Regions from separate parts of the Mus musculus genome. Here regions 1, 3 and 4 are each linked to region 2. Evidence: chromatin loops called from intact Hi-C (ENCODE). Cell type or tissue: heart. All regions are shown on one strand. Region 1 holds the start of Morc3 (microrchidia 3). Region 2 holds the start of Dop1b (DOP1 leucine zipper like protein B). Region 3 overlaps Dop1b (DOP1 leucine zipper like protein B). Region 4 has its middle 5.2 kb from the start of Chaf1b.

Region 1 (5,000 bases), 120 kb after region 2:
ATTACATTTTTAAAAATTTTTTATGATTTATTTATTATATGTAAGTACACTGTAGCTGTCTTCAGACACACCAGAAGAGGGCATCAAATCCCATTACAGATGGTTGTGAGCCACCATGTGGTTGCTGGGATTTGAACTCAGGACCTCTAGAAGAGCAGTCAATGCTTTTAACCACTGAGCCATCTCTCCAGTCCCACATTCTTTTTTTTTTTTTTTTTTTTCGAGACAGGGTTTCTCTGTGTAGCCCTGGCTGACCTGGAACTCACTTTGTAGACCAGGTTGGCCTCAAACTCAGAAATCCGCCTGCCTCTGCCTCCCGAGTGCTGGGACTAAAGGAGTGCGCTACCGGCTTCAAGTCCCACATTCTTAAAGCGAACAGAATTCATGAATGGAGAGGTGCCCGATGGCTAATAGCGCTGGCGGTTCACGCTGAGCACCTGTTCCGGTTCCCAGCCCCCATAGGGCAGCTCGCAAATCATCTGTAACTCCACTGTAACTCCACTTCCAGAGCTTCTAACAGCTTCTTCCGGTCTCTTCAGACACTGCACACGTGTGATGCACAGACACGCATTCAGGCAAAACACTCACATGCACAAAAGAAATAAACTCTCACAAAGAATAATGATAATTTTAAAAACCCAAAACAACAACAAGCCGAGACCAGGTCTGGAGAAATGGCTCAGAGGTTAAGAGCACTGACTGCTCTTCCAGACGTCCTGAGTTCAATCCCCAGCAGCCACATGGTGGCTCACAACCATCTGTAATGGAATCTGATGTGTGTCTGAAGACAGCGACTGTGTACTCAAATAAATAAATCTTAAAAAAAAAAAAAAGAGTCGATTTCTGAGACATGTCCTGATATGAAGTCATTACGCTAAATTTGATAAACTAGTTGTTAGGCTGGAACCCCTGCTCAGCCCCTGCACAACCTGGGAAACCCTGTCTGCCCTCCTTCCCCTGACCCCGCCCACACAGAGAAAACTCCCCCTGCGATTTAAGAAAAAAACTCCAGACTAACATGTCATCACTCTGACTGGGAGCTGCCCACACACGGGGTCTTTTTGACTATGTATAGGCACAATCCCAGACGTCATCACCCCGCGCACAAGACCCATAAACCCCCTTGCTTTACCCTGGATGTGCGGCTTAGATCACTGAACCCACCCAAGAGCTGCCTCCTAATCAACCTGTCTTTATTTACTTTTAATCTGATCTAAATTGGCCTATATCTGCCTCACCAAGGGAGAGAAAAAGCCTACCACGTGTCACTACATATTTCATGATTTCACTTAAATCCATGCAGAGTTGCATGGTAGTCATTAGGGGCCGAAAGGGGAGAGTGGAAGATGGATGGCTGCATTGACCTCCATTGTGGGAACACACTGAACGCCCCTAATCTGACCTTTAAAAGGTGAAGTTTACGTGTGTTTAACAACAATAAACAAACAAAATACTGCAGGGAGGTGTGGTAGTGATTCACATCTATAATCCCAGGATTTAGGAGATAGAGGCAAGAGGGTCAGGAGTTTGTCAACCTCAAGTACAAAGCAGACCAGCCTGGGTTACAGGAGGCTCTCTTTCAAAAAGAAAAACAAAGCGATTATGTGGATCTCAAGAAAATGTGGCGAGACAGGCTTTCCTCAGCTGCATCCCGTGGGGAATCCTCTTCCCTGATGAACAAGTATTTGTCCCACCCTAGGCACTGTTTTCCCCGCAAAGACAACCAGACTCGGATGAAACAGGAAAACAAGGCTGACCTGCTTGTTAATCCTGTCAACTTGACAAGATTTAGAATCCCCATGGGAACAAACCTCTGGTCAAATCCACAGGGGAGTTTCTAGACTAAGCTATTTGCAGTTCAGTGGAGAATTTGCGCAGCCTGGGCTGCTGACACTCTCTAGGTTGACTGCACGGCTCACTGACCGGCCATCATGGTTCAACTGTCTTGACAGCCACCTGTTCTGCAAGACTAGACACCAGTTTTGCTTATCTTGTGCCTCTTATTCACTCTTAAAAACAGTGAATACCACAGGTTTTAATTTTACATCCCCTTATTAATTTAAAAGTATTTAAGTTTTTACAAGCCTACAGTTAAAATATGAAGAGAAAACACAGTTGACGTGTAGGAAAAGGAGAGGATCCATCCCATACTGTAGTGTTTAATAGACAGCGGTCTATAATAAAGGATACTAAATTGTTTATCAGCAGAAGATGAACTGAACTTTTTTTCGTTTTGTTTAGTTTTTTTTTGTTTTTGTTGTTTTTTTTTTTTTTTTTTTTTCGAGACAGGGTTTCTCTGTGTAGCCCTGGCTGTCCTGGAACTCACTTTGTAGACCAGGTTGGCCTTGAACTCAGAAATCTGCCTGCCTCTGCTTTCCAAGTGCTGGAATTAAAGGCGTGCGCCACCACTGCCCGTCTGAACTTTTATAAATAAAAATATGACTATCGTTAAGACTGCAGTAAATACTCTTGCAAATCTTTTAACCTTCTCTTTACTTGTACTATTTAGCATCCCTTTCTTGACTAATTTCTACATGCTACTCGCTGCAGTACCGGGCTCCACACACACTGAATTAACGTGTCCGTGCGCTACCACTACCAGGATAAAAGCTGATGATTTTCAGGCAAACCCAAAAAGTAATTATTTTCTTCATTTTGTCCTGTAAGATTCCAGTAACATCATTACCAGCGGCCATGGATTACACTTTTGCAGTGCGATTTTCATCAGAGTTTGCCTAGCTTCTACACATCATTCTTCGCGCCAATCTTCAATCTCAAGGTCCAGCTACGCGAGGCGAGGAGCTCGCGCCCGCCCGCTCACCTACGCATGCGCCCAACGCCTGGGTCCTGCGCGCGCAGCAGGTCAGGCCCGCTCGGGCAAGCCTCTGCTGAGAATCCTAATTCGCCTTTGCCCGAGGCGGAAATGAGTGGGTGTGGCCTGGTGTTGTCGGTTCCGCCCCGGAAGTGGGCGGGGCGTTGAAGCCCGCGGCGGACTCGTAGCCTCCCAGTCGGGCTGCGGCCGAGGCCGGTCCTGGCTTTGTAGCTCACTCAAGATGGCGGCGCAGCCACCCACCGGGATCCGCCTCAGCGCGGTGAGCAGCCGCGAGGGGAGGAGCGGGCCGGGTCCCAGGAGGGCGGGCAGGCGGGCCAGCCAGGAGGTGGCAGTGGGCGGCGGCGACTCAAGGGCTGGCGCGGCGGCCGGGAGGTCGCGGCGGGGCCAAGGGTCCGCCGCCATGTCTCCTCGCTCGGAGGAGCGGCTGTAACGCGCGGCCGGTGCGCTCGCGGCATCTCGGGGCAAGCCGAGGCGGCCTCCCTCCCTCCCTCCGGCTCTGCGGCGCCCGACAGCTGTTGTGGGAGCCGCGCCCTCCGCGACCCGCCCGCCCCGGGAGCAGCCGCCGGGCCTCGTCGGGGCGGCGTGGGCTGCGGTGCAGCGCGGTTCCTGCACGCGTCCGTCCCTGTCGGTCCCGGCTCGGAGGAGCGGAGGCTAGGACTCATCTCCTCCGCTTGCTTGGCATGCCCCTGCCTTTTCGGGCCGAGCCCATTGGTGGCAAACCCTTTGGAGGTGGCTGGGAGTGGTCGCAGAAAAGGACTTACACTTTCGGGTCCAAAACATTGTGGGCGTGGCTTCACCTGATGATTCCTGCAAAGTTTTATTCTCTGCCGGCCCTGAGGTCTTAAGCGGGGAAAGTTACTTCCTTGATGTTTGAAGGATGGCTGCGGTGGCCCATGCCTGGCATCCCCAGCGCTCGGGTGACCGAAGCAGGCAAATTCTAGGACAATTTAGGGAGACAAGGGGAAGTCCTGTCTCAAAGGCAAAAAAAGCGGTACTACTGTGTTATGTAATTTCGTTGGCGAGCGGTAAGGATTTCCGGAGGTTAAAGCACCTCCCGTAGGTGCTCTTCAAGAATGCAGGTCTCCGTCCATTCATTAGGCTACTTCCGTCATTTGGGATGTGATAGCCCCAAGTGTGCATGAAGTGTTACCTAGTTTTATCGCGTCTGCCTTTTTTTTTTTTTGTGAGGTTGAGTATTCTTCACATTTTTTGTTATGTTTTGTTTTAAATTGCCTGTTAGTACGGTTTCCCCCCACACAGTTTATGTGTGTGTGTGTCTTATGCACCTGAAGATGAGGACTTCTGAACCCTCACTGCTAGTTATGAGTTGGCCCATGGGGTGCTGGTAACTGAATCCTGGTCCTCTGTAAGAGCAATTTGTGCTCTTTTGTTTGTTTGTTTGCTCTTTTGTTTGTTGACAGGGTTTCTCTGTGTAGCCCTGGCTGTCCTGGAACTCACTCTGTAGACCAGGCTGGCCTCGAGCTCAGAAATTCGCCTGCCTCTGCTTCCCGAGTGCTGTGATTAAAGGCATGTGCCACCACTGCCCGGCGCCAAAAGAGTTCTTATTCCCAGGATAGTGATAGAAATTATCCTGTGTCAATTATGAGTGACTAAGGTCCTGGAACAGGATTTAGATTCCTGTGAGTAATGGGGGTGGCGGTGGTGGTGAGTGTGTGTCTTGGGTTACCCAACAAGTGGCTGACTTCCTGATTGCCAGGCAAATGTTCTTTATGTTGCTGTATCCCCAGCCTTATAGAAGTCCTAAATCATACAACAAAATAAATGCATAGATGAGTACATTTGCAGAAGTACTGGCTGGAGGGGTCAGGTAGCAAGCAGGCAGATCTTTGCTGGGCCCAACAATACATTTGAGAGTTTTACCTAGCAAAGGGATGCTAGGTCAAATACAGAGTTGATGGTAAGTAGCTCTTAAGAGAGACTAAGAAGTCAGGCCTTGTGGTACATCTGTAATTTTATCCACTGTGGAGGCTGAGGTAGTAGGACTACAAATTCAAGGCCTGCCTGAGCTACAGAGTGAGTTCAAGGCCAGCCTAGACAACCTGTCTCAAAATAAAAAGGAAAGAGGACTGGGCTGTGTTTCAGTGGGAGAGTACTTGCCGCCATGTCTGGGGCCCAAGTTCAACTCCAGCACTTGAGGGCACTAAAG
Region 2 (5,000 bases):
ACTCAAGCTGGTATCAAACTTGAGATACTGCTGTTTCAGCCTTAGGTACATTTTCCCTTCCTTTTTTTTTCCTTTTCCTTTTGTGATGGTCTCACATAGCACAGGCTAGCCTCATTCTAGCTATGTGGCCAAGGCTGGAGGTTCACCACAGGCTAGCTAACTAGTTTGCTTGAAGATTCTGTTTCCACCTCCAAACTACTGGGATCACAGTGGGCTGCTATGCCTGCCCAGCATTCCATGGGTGCTGGGGATTTGAACTCAGCTCTTTATTCTTATTCAGCAAGTGCTTTTACCTGATAATCCATCACCCCAGCTATCTCCTTTTATTTCTTTTTCGGCAGGGAGGGGCTGAGCCAGGAGTGTGTGTGTGTGTGTGTGTGTGTGTGTGTGTGTGTGTACTCTTAGCTGTACTGGAACTTATTCTGTAGACCAGGCTGGCTTAGAACTCATAGACATCCTCCTGCCTCTGCCTCTGAGTGCTGTGATTAAAGACGTGTGCCACCACCGCCCGGCCATCTGTCAGTTCTTAATATTGTATATTTATTGCCAATCTTGATTATAAATTGAGATGTTCTTTTTCTTTTTTTTTTTTTTAACAGCTTACAAATTTTGAGTCAGCCAAGCTTTAACCCCTTCATCCCTGGATATAAATACTAGACATGTAGACGGTTTTAAATGCCTGCATGTGCTGGTTACACAAACGTCAATGTACCTGGGAAGAGGAGCCTTATCTGAGAAAAGCCTCCATCAGATTGCCTGTAGGCAAGTCTGTGGGCATTTTCTTGATTAATAATTGATGCACGTGGGCCCAGCTCCCTGGAGGTGGCACCACCCGGGCAGGTGATCCTGGAAAATATAAGACAGCTAGCTGAGCAAGCCAGTAAGCAGCATTCCTCCATGGCCTCTACTTCAGTTTCTGTCTCCAAATTCCTCCCTCAAGTTCCTGCCTGGCCTGAATTCACGGTACACTGTGCTAGGGACATGTAAGCAAAATAAACTGCTTTCTTCCAAAATTGCTTTTTGTCACCATGTTTTCTTATAGCAACGGAAACCCAGCTAGGGCACTGTGCCGTGACAGATTTGTATATGTTAGGTTTGGCCCAAGTGGGTGGGCTTTCTCATTACTGCTATAACACAATTCAATTCCCTCTGTTCAGTGGGCTGTGAGCTGGTTAAACCTTGAAGACTGTCAAGGGAAAAAAAAAAAAACCTAGCTGAGTGCTGTGGCGCATACCTTTGATCCCAGCACTCAGGAGGCAGATGTTTGTGAGTTCAAGGTCAGCCTGCTCTACTGAGCTACTTCCCTGTCAGCCAGAACTACAGAGAAACCTTGTCTCAAAAAGCCAAAACAAAACAAACAACAAAACATGCCAATTGTTGTTTGGCCATTTTGTCTAAGCTCTGAGATGAGAGTTTATCAAACCTTCACTGGGAAGTTAACTTTACTGAAATTAATGTTTTCCTGTTAAGTTGGCTCAATTCTTTGCTTCCCCACCCTTTCCATTTCAAGACCAGACATAAAAACCATTCCTGAGAAGACTAGAGTACTTGTATCTAGCAGATGGATGGAATAAAAGTTAGGGAACCAGACTTCAGCCATTTACATAACCCTTCCTGTTAGGGTTGTCATCTGGGTTTTGTTTTGTTTTTTACATTTAGTGTGTGTGTGTATGTGTGTGTGTGAGAAGACAGCTTTTAGAAGCTGGTTTTCTTATCCAAGAATCAAACTCTGAGCAGCAAGTGCCTTTACCCGATTAGCCTACTTGCCTTCCTGGATATATCTATTTTGGAATCTGATATAATCTATTTTTCCCAGAAAAAATATTCACTGAGCTTTATAAGCAATTACTAAATAGATTTGGATGGTGTCTTAGTTACTATTGCTGTGATGAAACACCACAACCAAAAGCAGCTTGGGGAGGAAGGGTTTGGCTTACTCTTCCATATCATGGTTCACCTTTGAAGGAGTCAGGGCAGGAACTCAAGCAGGGCAGGAACCTGGAGCCAGAAGCTGATGCAGAGGCCATGGAAGGTGCTGCTTACTGGCTTGCTCAGCTTGCTTTTTTTTTTTTTAAGATTTATTTATTATATGTAAGTACACTGTAGCTGTCTTCAGACACCCCAGAAGAAGGCATCAGATCTCATTACGGATGGTTGTGAGCCACCATGTGGTTGCTGGGATTTGAATTCCGGACCGTTGGAAGAGCAATCAGTGCTCTTAACTGATGAGCCATCTCTCCAGCCCTCAGCTTGCTTTTTTATAGAACACAGAACCAAACACAGAAGTGGATGCTCACAGTCAACTATTGGATGGATCACAGGACCCCCAATGGAGGAGCTAGAGAAAGTATCCAAGGAGCTAAAGAGATCTGCAACCCTGTAGGTGCAACATTATGAACTAACCAGTACCCCATAGTTCTTGACTCTAGCTGCATATGTATCAAAAGATGGCCTAGTCGGCCATCACTGGAAAGAGAGGCCCACTGGACAGGCAAACTTTATATGCCCCAGTAGAGGGGAACGCCAGGGCCAAAAAATGGGAATGGGTGGGTAGGGGAGGGTGTGGGAGGGTGTGGGAGACTTTTGGGATAGCATTGGAAATGTAATTGAGGAAAATATGTAATAAAAAAAATAAGAAAAAAAAAAAAAAAGAACACAGAACCACCAGCCCAGGTATGTCTTTACCCACAATGGGCTGGGCCCTCTCCATCAATCACTAATTGAGAAAATAAGGTTTTGTCTGCTTATAGCCAGATCTTATGAAAGTATTTTCTCCATCGAGGTTCTCTCCTTTCAGCTGACTCTAGATTGTGTCAAATTGGCATAAAACTAGCCAGCACTAGATAGCTCTTTCTAAAATTTTCATGGAATAGGCTATCACTGAAATAACCTTAGTCGGTAGAAGGCGCTGTTTCATCTGGCAGCGCTGCTGCTGGCGTCATCAAGACACGGTCAATGTCAGAGTGAATCCTGCCAGCTCCCAGACCCCATCACTCTTCGAGGATGCATGGACACCTTAACCCGGAACCCCCAAGCCTTCTGTTCCTGTTACCTGGGATTCTTCCTGCCTCCACCCCACGATGAAGATTGTGGGTGTGGTCCTGACGCAAAGCCCAAGGGTGCACGACACTGGGAAGGCCCTGCTCCCAGAGTCCGGAAAGCCCAGGGTTTTTTTTTTTTGTTGTTGTTGTTTTTTTTTTTTTCTCTTTTTTTTTTTTTATTAGGTATTTTCCTCATTTACATTTTCAATGCTATCCCAAAGGTTCCCCATACTCAGCCCCCTTCCCCATACCCACCCCCCAAGCCCAGGGTTTTACCTGCCTGTTTATGTGAGACCTTACCCGACTACATCGCAAGGCCACGCCCACCACTGGCCCCCCAAGTTTAGACCAGCCTCCAGCCCCAAAAACCCCGCCCTCAGAGACCCCACCCACCATCGGTCCACTGGCAGCTCCACGCGTCCAGAGCCCCGCCTTGAGCACCGAGGCCCCACCCACTCTGCCAGACCCCTCCCCCAACCCCTCCGCCTCCAAGTCTCCTCTTTCGCTCTCCGCCCTATGTGACTGACCAGGGCGCGGCCCCACGCCGCAGAGGCCAAACCAACCCCGCCACCAAGGCCCCGCCCACACGCCTAGAGTCCCGCCCACGAGGAGAGAGGCGCCGCCATACCGTTAAGGCTCCGCCCCCGTTCACGCGCAACGTCATGACCCCGCCTACAATGGCCCCTCCCAGTCACCGCTAAGGACCCCGCCCCACGCCGAGGGCCTGCCTCCAGGTCCCGCCCCCCGAGGTCCCGCCTTCCGGCCCCGCCCCCAGCCGCCCAGTTCCCGGGAGTGGCGGCAGCTGGGCGGAGGCGCAGCGATACCTCCGCCTTCGAGGTCTCTGCCGAAGCGCAGAGCCGCCTTGTCCCGCAGCCGACGGGCTCCGTCCCACGCCCACCGCCGAGGTCCGCGGCCGCCGGTAAGTGTGGTCCCCGCGGGCCCGGAGCGGCAGAGGCGTAGAGCTCGGGCGGTGGCGCGTCTGCTGCAGTGCGGGTACGGCCGCGCGTGGGTGTGGGCTTCAGACCCGGCCTTCTGCGCCTGGCAGGGTCCGTGCGAGCGGGCCTCGGGCCGCAGGTGGAGGTCGAATGGCCACCGCTGTCAGCCTAGCCGGCCCAGGGCCGTTCTGGAAGCTCAGCCTTTGTTGGGCAGGGCTTCCAGGTTCCCTAATGGTGTCCCAGCAGCCGGCGTGCACCAGCCAGCCTGCCCCTGCGCCGGCGGATAAGCCGCGGAGGAGGTGCTCACCCGGTGACAGCAGTCCCCATCTCGGGAAGCCTGTGTAGGGTTGTTGAGGACACCCCACCTTTAAAAGCTATTCCTGTGAAGTGTCAGGTGTCTTGCTTTTTTTCCCCCCTCTAGTGCTATTTGATCTCAGTGTAAAAGACCGAATTCAAAACTGGGCCAGTTGGTAAAGAGGGTTGATGCGCTGTAGAAGCAGGGACATTATCAGCAAGTAAATAGGAAGGCTGCTGATTGTCGGCTTTTACTGTGTTCATCATACTCCTTCCTTGTAAGCATGTTTACAACCGACTTCCGGATCCAGCAGATGGCTTTTGCGTCTTCACCTGAGCTTAGAAATTAGGAATGGGTAAGGCGAGAGCACTCCTACGAATGCTTTCTGTTTCAAGGTAAAGGTATCGGGTGCACGTGTGCATAGGGCTTTGCGTATTATCTTTTGTAGCCTCCATAGCGCTATCAGCCCACTGAACTGCGGTTGTATCTCACAAAAATAGGTGTTGGAGATGGCTTGTGAGAGGGGCTGTTTAGAGGTTGACCTAGCCATTGTATAACAGAACTGAGCCCGAATCCTATGCCTACCACTAATCCCTAATATCCCCATCTTTCGGCAGTAATGTCCCTTGTGGGACTCCAGTGTGTTTCGTAAGTGAAATCAGTGTAGAGCTGACACAGAAACTGTGTAGTGTTGTAATTCCCCATGCCCGTATTTTGAAGGGGTTCGCT
Region 3 (5,000 bases), 57 kb after region 2:
GAATTCCAGGTTCGAGACCAGCCTGCACAACTTGGTGAGACCTTGTGTGAGAATTATTTATAGATAAATAAATAAAGCAAGCAAACAAGGTTAAAAGAGGGTGGGAGGGTAGGGTGGAGCAGCTGCTAGGCATGTTCAGGGCTCAACACTAGTACCAGAGAGAGAGAGAGAGAGAGAAGCCTATGGTGACTCCCACAGCATTAGGGTGAAACCAAGCCCCTCCATTTGTTTCTTCATCCAGGGAACAAGGTTGGAAGCTCTGTTTAGGTTTTCTGTGATCTGGCACCTGACACGAGAAATCCAAGGTAGTCGTGTGACGTCCCACAATCGCTCCTTTGACAGGTAAGGCGGTTCTTCATTGTGACCCACTACCCTCGGCCAAGGGAGCACTGCAGAGACCCCTAGACATGCATTAGGCTTCAGTGGGAGCAGCAGCAAAGCAGCCAGCAGGATCATACGTGGGAGTCCATGCTGCAGAGGACAGAGTACCCACGGTCCTCTGATTCCATGTAGCCCGGTGTGAGACTCTTACGGGGGCATCAGTGTGGTGGGGTGAGGGAGCCCACCCTCCTCAGAATCCCTGTGAGGCTTTGCAGTTGGCCCAGATGAGAGGACGCCCAGGGGGATGAGCCTGGCCCAGACCTCATCAGGCCACCCATGCTCGGTTTCACTTGCTGCATCAGCACCTGTGTGCATAAGATGTGTTCTTTGGTGAATTAGACTCCGCTTTGTCCTTGCCCTATGCCCACTGAGTCTCTAAAGGCACAGCCACGAAGCCAGGCACACAGCCTGTCACTCACTTGGTATGTAAGGCCAGTATGATGAAGCTCCCTGGGGTATCTGGTTCAACCACAGGAGCTTACTGCAGGCCGTGGTGCCTGCCATGCAGGAGCGGCAGAGTGGGAACTCGGTGGCATCTCTCCCCACAGGTCCTTGTTTGTCGTCCTGGATAGCCTGGCTTGCACAGACGGTGCTATCAGTGCAGCAGCCCAGGGCTGGCTGGTGCGAGCGCTCTCCCTCGGGGATGTGGCCCGCATCCTCGAACCCATGCTCCTGCTGTTGCTCCAGCCCAAAACCCAGAGGACGTCCATCCAGTGTCTCAAGCAGGAGAACTCAGCCGGTGAGCAGCCTCACAGTCCTGGGGGGCGGGGGAGGCAACAGGTGCTGCACCCACTGCTGTGGGTGCTCACCGCTCACACGAGTGACTGTGCCTTGGAAACTGATGGGGACATTCACATTTTAAGCACCACAGGAATTAGCACTTTGGACCAGTAGGTGTGGGTTGCTGTTTTCACTGAAAAGTCATGGCTTTGTTACTGAGAGGAAATATTTGAATCATGCAATATATATTATTATTAGCTGTGGTAACCTTGCTGTGCAACAGGACACTAAAAACTCACCCTCTTAGGTAAGAGTCTCCATACCCTCTGGCCAGCATGTCCCCTTGCCTTCCTCACCCAGCCTCTGCTCTTACTTCACCTCTGTGGGAGTAGATTCTAAATGTTGTCACTATAAAAGAGATGGCAAGGTGAGTTGTGTGTGTGGTTTGTTTAACCACCCATGGTATAAATGCACATTTAGAAAACCACACTGCATCCTGTCAAGATGGGAACGTGTCATCTCCAGGTGATACACTCTTTCAGGTTAGTAGCCCACATTTTAATAAGCACAGGGATGCTCTATTGTTTCACAGGAGAAAACATTCCATGTGTGTCTCTAGTGCACAGTAGAACCCCCTCACCAGTGCCCCTTGCCTAGCAGAGGGGTGGTGCCGGGTGTAAGCACCATTGTTAATGGAAGTCCCCGAAGCCCCTCTGCATAGATTTGTACCCCTAGTCTGGGACAGTTTCCGGTTACTAAAAATGTCACCTTCCTATGAAATCTGGTCAGTTGTCCCTTATGTTTGTCCTAGTCTTACGGGGAGCAACAGTGCCACCCTAAGGTGGGTGGAGGGAAAGGAAACAGTCTCCTTTGTGCAAGGCTCATCCCAAACCTGCAGTGGGGGTGGAGTGGGGAGTGGCCTACCTTCTCCAAGAGACTGAATTTATTCCACAGCCTAGAAAAGGGATGATTGGAGAACTACACACTACACACCTTCATTATGCTCTGCATGGCAGCTCTATACTTTAGTATTTCTTTTGTCTTTTGTTTTATTTGTATGTGTGTGAGAATAGATGTGTGCCACACACACACATACTGTATGGGCACATGTATGCCATGATGTGTGCCCCCCCCACACACACACATACTTTATGGGCACATGTGTGCCATTACACCTGTGCAGATGTGTGCCCCCACACACACATACTGTATGGGCACATGCTGCCATGGCACCTGGGCAGAAGGCTTTTCTCTCTCACTGTACAGGTTCCAAGGATAGAACTCGAGCCATCAGGCTTTGTGGCAAGCAAGCTGTCCTGCCAGCCAGCTCCCGCCCCTCCTCTTTCTCCCTTAAAAAAAAAAAAGAAAAGAAAAGCCCCACTGTGTGGTTCTTCGGTTTCTGTCTCCCCACTGCCTCATTACTTCCTGTTTCCTTCCTGGTGCCAGTGTAGCTGCTCCCTGGCAGTACAAGAGAATGAAGAAAGGGAGGTGCCGCCTGCCTTGCCATGTCTGTGCTGCTATGGACTGTGCGCTCACAGGCTGTCCGTTTCTGGCTTGCAGGCTGTCTTGTCTCTGGCTTGCAGGCTGTTTGTCTCTGGCTTGCAGGCTGTCTTGTCTCTGGCTTGCAGGCTGTCTGTCTCTGGCTCAGGCTGTCTGTCTCTGGTTTCCACTGTTCCTTCCTCTCTTCACCCTGCATAGACTTGTTGAAAACTACTTTACCAAGAATTTTCATAGTATCAAAATCTTTGGATTTTCACCTCTCTTAAAAAGAGAATTGATGGGCTGGAGAGACGGCTCGGGTTGAGAGCACCAGTTGCCCTTCTAAAGGACCCAAGTTTAAGTTCCAACACCCACATGGCAGTTTGAAACTATCTGTAATTCCAGTTCCACGGGATCTGATAGCCTCACACAGACATACATGGAGGAAAACACCAATGTAAATCAAATTTAAAAGAGAGTTGGTATTTAAAAGTGCTGTATACTTTCTTATTGCAGAAGTGTTACTGTGTCTGTTTTAAAATTTAGGTAGCGGCATAGGAGCTCACAGCTGCAATTCCAGCACTCGGTAGGCTTGGACAGGAGGGGCATCACCTGGAGACTGTTTGGACCATTTAGCAAGCTCCTGTTTAAAATGATAACAAAAGTGAATCAAGCTGGCACGGGAATGCCAACTGGGTGACAGCACTGAGAAGACAGTCCCTGGAGCAAGCTGCCTAGGGAGACTAGCCATATCTGAGAGTGCTGAGCTGAGACGCCAGCCTCAGGCCTCCTCACATGCACACACATGTACCCACACACATTTGAGCATACAGTGCATAAACACATACAGAAACACCATGAATGCACACATACATGCGCAGAAAAAAAGGAAGAAAGAAAAGAAAAGAAAAAAATCCTCCAAAAAATTCAGAAGTAAAGGTATTACACAGAGATCCCGACAGTGTCAGCGGATGAGCTGGGCAATGCTGGTGGGTGGCAGATGCTGTGTGAGCTGGGCACTTTCTCCAGTGGGCTCCTTGTGTAGCTGGATGCTCCCTCTCACGTCCCTGTACAGACCTCATAGTCATGGGCATTGGCACGAGCTTTACAGCCCAGCGGCGTGTCAGGTGCAGGCATGCCCCTCACCATTCCTGCGCCCTTTCTGTGGCTCTGGGGTGGGCACACTCTCCATTTTCTCTACATACTGTTCTAGCGCGTGCCCCATCCTCACAGCTTTGAAACCTGCTGATGTTTCTGTGGAATACATTTCCAAAGAGGGAATTCCTAGGGAAAAAATCACTTATGTTTTTCCAAAGTGTAACTAATGCTCACAATCCCTGGATATTGCTAAGAGCCGGGTGCCCAGTGCACCAACCCCAAGCTTATGCGGTGCTGGGGATCAAACCCAGGGCCTTCCATACTCTAACTTGACACTCTCCCAACTGAGATACCTCTTCCAGCTAAAGGACAATTTTACAATGCTCTGTCTCTGTTTTGCCCATGACTTGATACAGTTCCAGTGGGCATTGTCTCCTTTAAGCCAACGATCACCTCAGAGCTAATTTGTCATCTCTAGCAATTCTGGTTTAAAGTCCTTTGTCATTTTGTGATTTCCAGAGGATTTACACCGTTGGTTTAACAGGAAGAAGCCCACGTGCAAAGAGGCGTGTGGTGAATCTGAGCCGCAGGAGGGTGCCCCTGAGGAACGCCTGCCTCGAGGACAGTTCACCACCGTGGATCGAGAAGCCATCTGGGCTGAAGTAGAGAAGGAACCAGAGAAATGCCCACCAAGAAGTGATCTAAGTGAGGAAGACCTGCCCTACTATGTGGACCTTCCAGACAGGATGACCTCTGGTGGCGGGGATAGCAGTGAGCACACAGAGTCTGCAGACACGAGCTCTGGCCACACTGACAGTGAGAACACATCCACTTTCTCATCTCCCTCCCACGATCTGCAGGACCTGAGCCACGAGGAAAACTGCTGTGCTCCGATCCCCATCGGGGGCAGGGCATACTCCAAGCGAGCGGCCTTGCTGGCAGCCTTCCAGCCAGAAAGCCCCAGGTCCAATGCCAGGTTAAGCCTGGTGCGAGCAGACTCAGACAAGACACAGGCTTCCGAGTCGTTTTCCAGTGACGAGGAGGCTGACGTGGAGCTCCAAGCCATCACCACATCGAGGCTGTTGAAGCAGCAGAGGGAGAAGCAGGAGACAGTCGAGGCCTTGTTCAAACACATCTTGCTCTACCTGCAGCCCTACGACTCCCAGAGGGTCCTGTATGCCTTCTCCGTACTGGAGGCCGTGCTTAAGACCAATCCCAAGGAGTTCATTGAGGCTGTGTCCAGGACGGGCATAGACACCAGCTCCACCGCGCACCTCAACCTCATCTCCAACCTCCTGGCACGCCACCAGGAGGCCCTCATC
Region 4 (5,000 bases), 170 kb after region 2:
CTCTCTTAAGTCTTAAGACTCCATCAGGCCAGCAGGGCGTGGTGGCGCACGCCTTTAATCCCAGCACTTGGGAGGCAGAGGCAGGTGGATTTCTGAGTTCGAGGACAGCCACGGCTACACAGAGAAACCCTGTCTCGAAAAAAACAAAAAAACAAAAAACAAAAAACAAAAAAAAAAGGCTCCATCAGGAAGGCCAGGCTCACTGCTCTCGAGAGTAGAAGTTTCCTTGTTTTCAAGGGTCCTGGGGACAAATCTGGAGCTCTGTACTCTACCACTGAGCCTCGTGCCAGCCCAGTATGGAAGTGTGTACGCTGGGCATCTTGTTTGGATGACAGCATCTATGTAAGTCATGGAGGTTTCGAGGATGTTTACACAAAGGTTCTTGGAAGATGCCATGTTTCTTTTGGTTGTCTAGGCCCTTTAAGATGTATTTTATCTGGCCGTGATGTGACTTAATGAGAAATCAGTCATAGAATTCCTAAAGTAATTTGTTCACAAAACTGGTTCTTTGAAGTGTTTTCATATGTTTGCCCTGTTAACAAAGAGGCTAAACGGTGATGGGAGACAACGGCGCACACCTTGCCAGATGTATGACGCTAGAGGAGTGCTCTTCCTGTTCCAGTGCACAAGTTACCAGAGAACCCGAGGAAGGTTGCCAGACGAGTCTTTTACAAACGAGACCCACTTTGGCCAGCTGCAGAGTGACAGCTGAGACCACACAGAATAGAAATGGTGTTGCATATCCATGTGTCCTTTTGGATCTCAGCTCCCTTCTGTCCTTGAGCATTTCATACACAGCCAGCCTTCTGACACTGTGGCATGACATCATCCATGAAGTTCACACACAAGAACCACACAGTTGGGTTATACAGAGCAGCATCAAGGTAGTAGTCCTGTGCTGCCCACAGTAATAGCTGTTGTTGGCCTTGTTGGATATACCTAAACGTGACCTGCACTGGGACCCGTAGTGCTGGCTGCATGGTGGAATCCTCTGGGGAGGTTTTAGACTTGCAAAGGTAAGTTTGCAATCAGTCTTTGGGGGCTATACCCAATAACAGGGTTTTTGTTTTTGGTTTGTGTCCCTGATTGATCTAGAACTCATTATATAGGCCAGTCTGTCTTAGAACCGTGTGGCGATCCACCTAACTGCCTCATGAGTGGGATTATAGGTGTGTGCAGTGCAATATAGTGTCTAGCAATGAAAGCATATTTTAAACGGTTGCCTCGTTAATCACAGCTGCCACCAGTGATGAGCCATTGTTCCATAGCTCTTTGATGAGTGTTCCCAAACACTACACTCAAGGAGCAAGCAAGGAAGGGGAGACAAGAGTATTCTCCTGTGGGAATTGTGGTGGAGTGATGGTATGGAGCAAAGACTACCTCATGCTCTGAGGGCAACTGCCATTGAATTCCTGAGGTGGCTGCAGAAATAGACACATTCATATACTTGCTGCATATGAGTCTCCGTTTACACAAGATTCTCAGCAAGGTGTTGGTAACAGTTGAGCATCACTCCTTGAGAAGGTTCAAGACACGCATCACTCCACTGACAGACAACAAGAGGCCTTGGAACACAGTGCATCTTCATTGTTTTCTGTTGCTGTGTAGGGGTTGGAAACAGCCTTGCATATGCTTTGTCTTGTTTGTTTAAGATTTATTTAATGTATGTGAGTACACTGTCACTGTCTTCAGACACACCAGAAGAGGGCATTGGATGCCATTACAGATGGTTGTGAGCCACCATGTGGTTGCTGGGAATTGAACTCGGGACCTCTGGAAGAGCAGTCAGTGCTCTTAACCGCTGAGTCATCTCTCCAGCCCCCAGCTTTGTCTTTTAATATGTCAGACCCTGCAAATGAACAAATACCACATTTCCTTTTCAAATACATGTGCAGTGTGGATTCTTTGCAGAGAATGCTGATAAGGTTAGAGTGTGTGTACATTTTCCTGGATGATGTTCAAAGGATGTTGCAGCGAGTTACATCTCTTGGTGTAGCAAGTACATGAGTGGTTCTCTAATTTGCTGTATAGGCAAAAGCGGCAGATGTTCTCCTTGGATGGAAGTGTTTGTTGCCTTCTGTCTTGTTTCATGTTTCCTGAGACAGTTTCTCTGTGTAACAGCCCTGGCTGTAGTGGAACTCACTGTGTAGACCAAGCTGGCCTCCAACCTGCCTGGGATTAAAGGTGTGCACCTCTACTGTCTGGCACCTCTACTGTCTGGCAGTATTTCTGGGTTTTTTTGTTTTGTTTTGTTTTGTTTTGTTTTGTTCTGTTTTTCTTTGCCTGCTCCTTATCTTATCTTCTTTGCTGCTGTAATGAAACCAAAACCTTGTGCATCCAGGCAGCTATGTGGAAAAACACTTACGTTAGCTCCTAGATGAATTCATTGACATGAGAGTCTCTGGATTCCTGATATGAAATCCTATATCCTTCCTTGAATTTGTTTTTCTTTTTTTGGGGGGCGGGGAGGTGTGAACCACATTTCCCAAAACTCTGAATGTCAGCTTGGTGGAAAGGAAAGTGTAACTACATCCATTGCTTCTCAGAATTAAGTTTCTTGGTTACATTGTTAATTTTATGGCTCTGGTCTTGAAGTTGAGTGGGGAATTGTAAAGTCAAATTGGCTGTCACAGCAACCACCACTAAACCATAAACAAGGATCTTTTGTAACCTGCTGATAATTAAGCAGGACTCCAAAAAAATAATAAATAAATAAATAATTGTAGATAGTCCTAGGGTTCTGTGTAACACGCTTTGAGTGGCCATCAAAAGCCAAAGAGATTGTAGTAGTGAAACTCTGGGATTTGTCTACTAGAAAAATTTTATCATCCAGATGAAGTCCATCTTCAAGATGTGCTTACATGCTGGACAGGGGTTGTGAGCCCAGCCTGGTCTACAGAGCCAGTTCCAGTACAGCCAGGGCTATACAGAAAACCCCAAAATAATAATAAAAATAATGTGAAAAATAGGGGCTGGAGAGATGGCTCAGCGGTTAAGAGCACTGACTGCTCTTCCGAAGGTCCTGAGTTCAAATCCCAGCAACCACATGGTGGCTCACAACCATCTGTAATGAGATCTGGCGCCCTCTTCTGGAGTGTCTGAAGACAGCTACAGTGTACTTACATACATACAATAGTAAATAAATCTTTAAAAAAATAAAATAATGTGAAAAATAAAAGGATGTGCTTGTACAAGACAACAGGTTATATCTACTGCATTCCTTTCCATGGGCTTCAAGAAATAATCAGTCTCCTGTCCGTTCAGTTCACGGGCTCTTCATTTGACATGAGTAGTGTGGTGTGGTGTGACACCTAGTCCTTGGAAGCCCAGGCACAGTCAGCACAGCCTATTTGAGTTCCAGGGTGATGAGAGGTCCTGTCTGAGAGGGGGAGGGGAGGGAGGTGGTCAGCCTTTCAGGAACAACACTGAAGTTGTCCTCCAACCTCCACATAAATGCACACACACGTCTACGCACAGAGACAAAGGCAAGAAGTATGCCACTCTGTCGGGGTGTGTTTTTTTGTCACCCTAGAAGAGTTTTTCACAGAGACTTTAAAACTTTACACTCGTGATTGGGACTGAGCTTGCGTAACTAATCTTGTTGGCAGTGTCATTCATACCTGTGGGTAATGATTCTGATTGTTTTCATCTTGATGTCCTCAGCAAGTCCTCTTCAGCCCTACCACCTCCTTTCCTGGGATCACATTTTGGTTTTGCTTTGTGATGAATTTAAGCTATCCAGGGCCATCTGTGTGTGACCGTTGGGTTGGGACTATCCAAGCAAAGGTAACGGTTTCCTCTTTCCCTGACAGTAATAGTCTAGCAGTCAGGCGTGGTACCTGCAGAGCCTCCACCCCAACCCTGACTCTGCTTGACTACTGGCTGTCCTGTTCTTGTGCACACTTGTTACAGCTGATGACCACAGTACTCTTACCACACTAGCTCTGACACTGCAGTCCCCATCCCTGCAATATCCCCTAAGCTGTAGAGGGGATAGCATAGATGCCTGGTTTAGGGCAGGTCACTCATCTGCCACTTATTTTGAACTTTGTAGAGGCGTGACTCTGCATTCACTACCAATTGTTGGAAAGAGAATTCCTTAAGGCAGCTGAGAGTAGCATTAGTCTGTGGGTGCAAAACCAAATATAAGACAGTTTTATGGGCTGGTGAGATGGCTCAGTGGGTAAGAGCACCCGACTGTTCTTCCGAAGGTCTGGAGTTCAAATCCCAGCAACCACATGGTGGCTCACAACCATCCGTAACGAGATCTGACTCCCTCTTCTGGAGTGTCTGAAGACAGCTACGGTGTACTTACATTAAATAAATAAATAAATCTTAAAAAAAAAAAAAGACAGTTTTACATGATCGGTTCAGCCAAACAGTATTCAAGAGCCCACACCATTTCCAGTTAGCTCTCAGTCATGGTGTCTCTTGCCAGAAATAGAAAAGTAACTAAGACATGGGCACATCTTTTTGTGATGGTTGCCCAAATAGCAGTGGTACCACTACTACACAAGTGGACACATCTTATTTTTTTGTTCAGAGCTCCTGGAAAGAACCTATTAGTTCTAGAATACATACATACATATGTATATGTGTATGTATATATTAGAGTACATATATATTATGTGCATATATACTAATATACTCCTATGTATAGGAGTATATTGTATATATTCTAGTGTGTGTGTATATGTATATGTATATACATATATACATACATACATACATACTTGATATACATATGTACACACACATATATACACATACACATATGAGGCAATAGCTATGATACGTTCTCCAGAAGTCCTGCTGCGATTAACTGGTCACACTGTTGGGCTGACATTTGGAGCACAAGCATATTTGCATATTTGCAGAACAGGCAGCTGACAAACCACTTTTCCATGAGGACTGAAAAATTGATGAACTCTTGGGCTTTTCAAAGCATTGGGCTCCTGATAAGGAAATGGAGTCTAATACACAACTCTAAGAATACATTC

The links. Peaks named below come from ENCODE experiments on the same cell type or tissue, not always from the same donor. Only the 100,000 strongest peaks of a DNase experiment are listed, where the experiment ranks them.
Region 1: it touches region 2 in a loop (2.4-fold over the local background); 2 of 42 quality-filtered maps call a loop at or near these places.
Region 3: it touches region 2 in a loop (2.3-fold over the local background); 3 of 42 quality-filtered maps call a loop at or near these places.
Region 4: it touches region 2 in a loop (2.4-fold over the local background); 4 of 42 quality-filtered maps call a loop at or near these places.

What each region holds. Positions count from the first base shown.
Region 1 is chr16:93,829,257-93,834,256 of GRCm38, forward strand. It overlaps Morc3 (microrchidia 3), which reads left to right and starts at 2,865. Exons shown (of 17, transcript NM_001045529.3): 1 at 2,865-3,092. The coding sequence starts at 3,054. It overlaps Gm30881 (a long non-coding RNA gene), which reads right to left and starts at 3,836. Exons shown (of 3, transcript XR_876266.3): 1 at 3,595-3,836. In heart, no CTCF peak of the experiment used is centred here; DNase peaks (open chromatin) are centred at 2,935 and 3,635; H3K4me3 peaks cover 2,152 bases; H3K27ac peaks cover 1,432 bases.
Region 2 is chr16:93,708,109-93,713,108 of GRCm38, forward strand. It overlaps Dop1b (DOP1 leucine zipper like protein B), which reads left to right and starts at 3,799. Exons shown (of 37, transcript NM_027293.1): 1 at 3,799-3,960. Gm41501 (a long non-coding RNA gene) reads left to right here. Exons shown (of 3, transcript XR_876265.3): 3 at 600-1,524. In heart, a CTCF peak has its summit at 2,898; DNase peaks (open chromatin) are centred at 3,033 and 3,593; H3K4me3 peaks cover 2,116 bases; H3K27ac peaks cover 1,165 bases; H3K27me3 peaks cover 445 bases.
Region 3 is chr16:93,765,197-93,770,196 of GRCm38, forward strand. It overlaps Dop1b (DOP1 leucine zipper like protein B), which reads left to right. Exons shown (of 37, transcript NM_027293.1): 17 at 242-342; 18 at 930-1,120; 19 at 4,198-5,000. Among named protein-coding and RNA genes, the nearest start is that of 2310043M15Rik, 27 kb to the right of the region's middle. In heart, a CTCF peak has its summit at 1,940; a DNase peak (open chromatin) is centred at 1,950.
Region 4 is chr16:93,876,234-93,881,233 of GRCm38, forward strand. No RefSeq gene overlaps it. Among named protein-coding and RNA genes, the nearest start is that of Chaf1b, 5.2 kb to the right of the region's middle. In heart, a CTCF peak has its summit at 3,102 (motif pointing left); no DNase peak of the experiment used is centred here.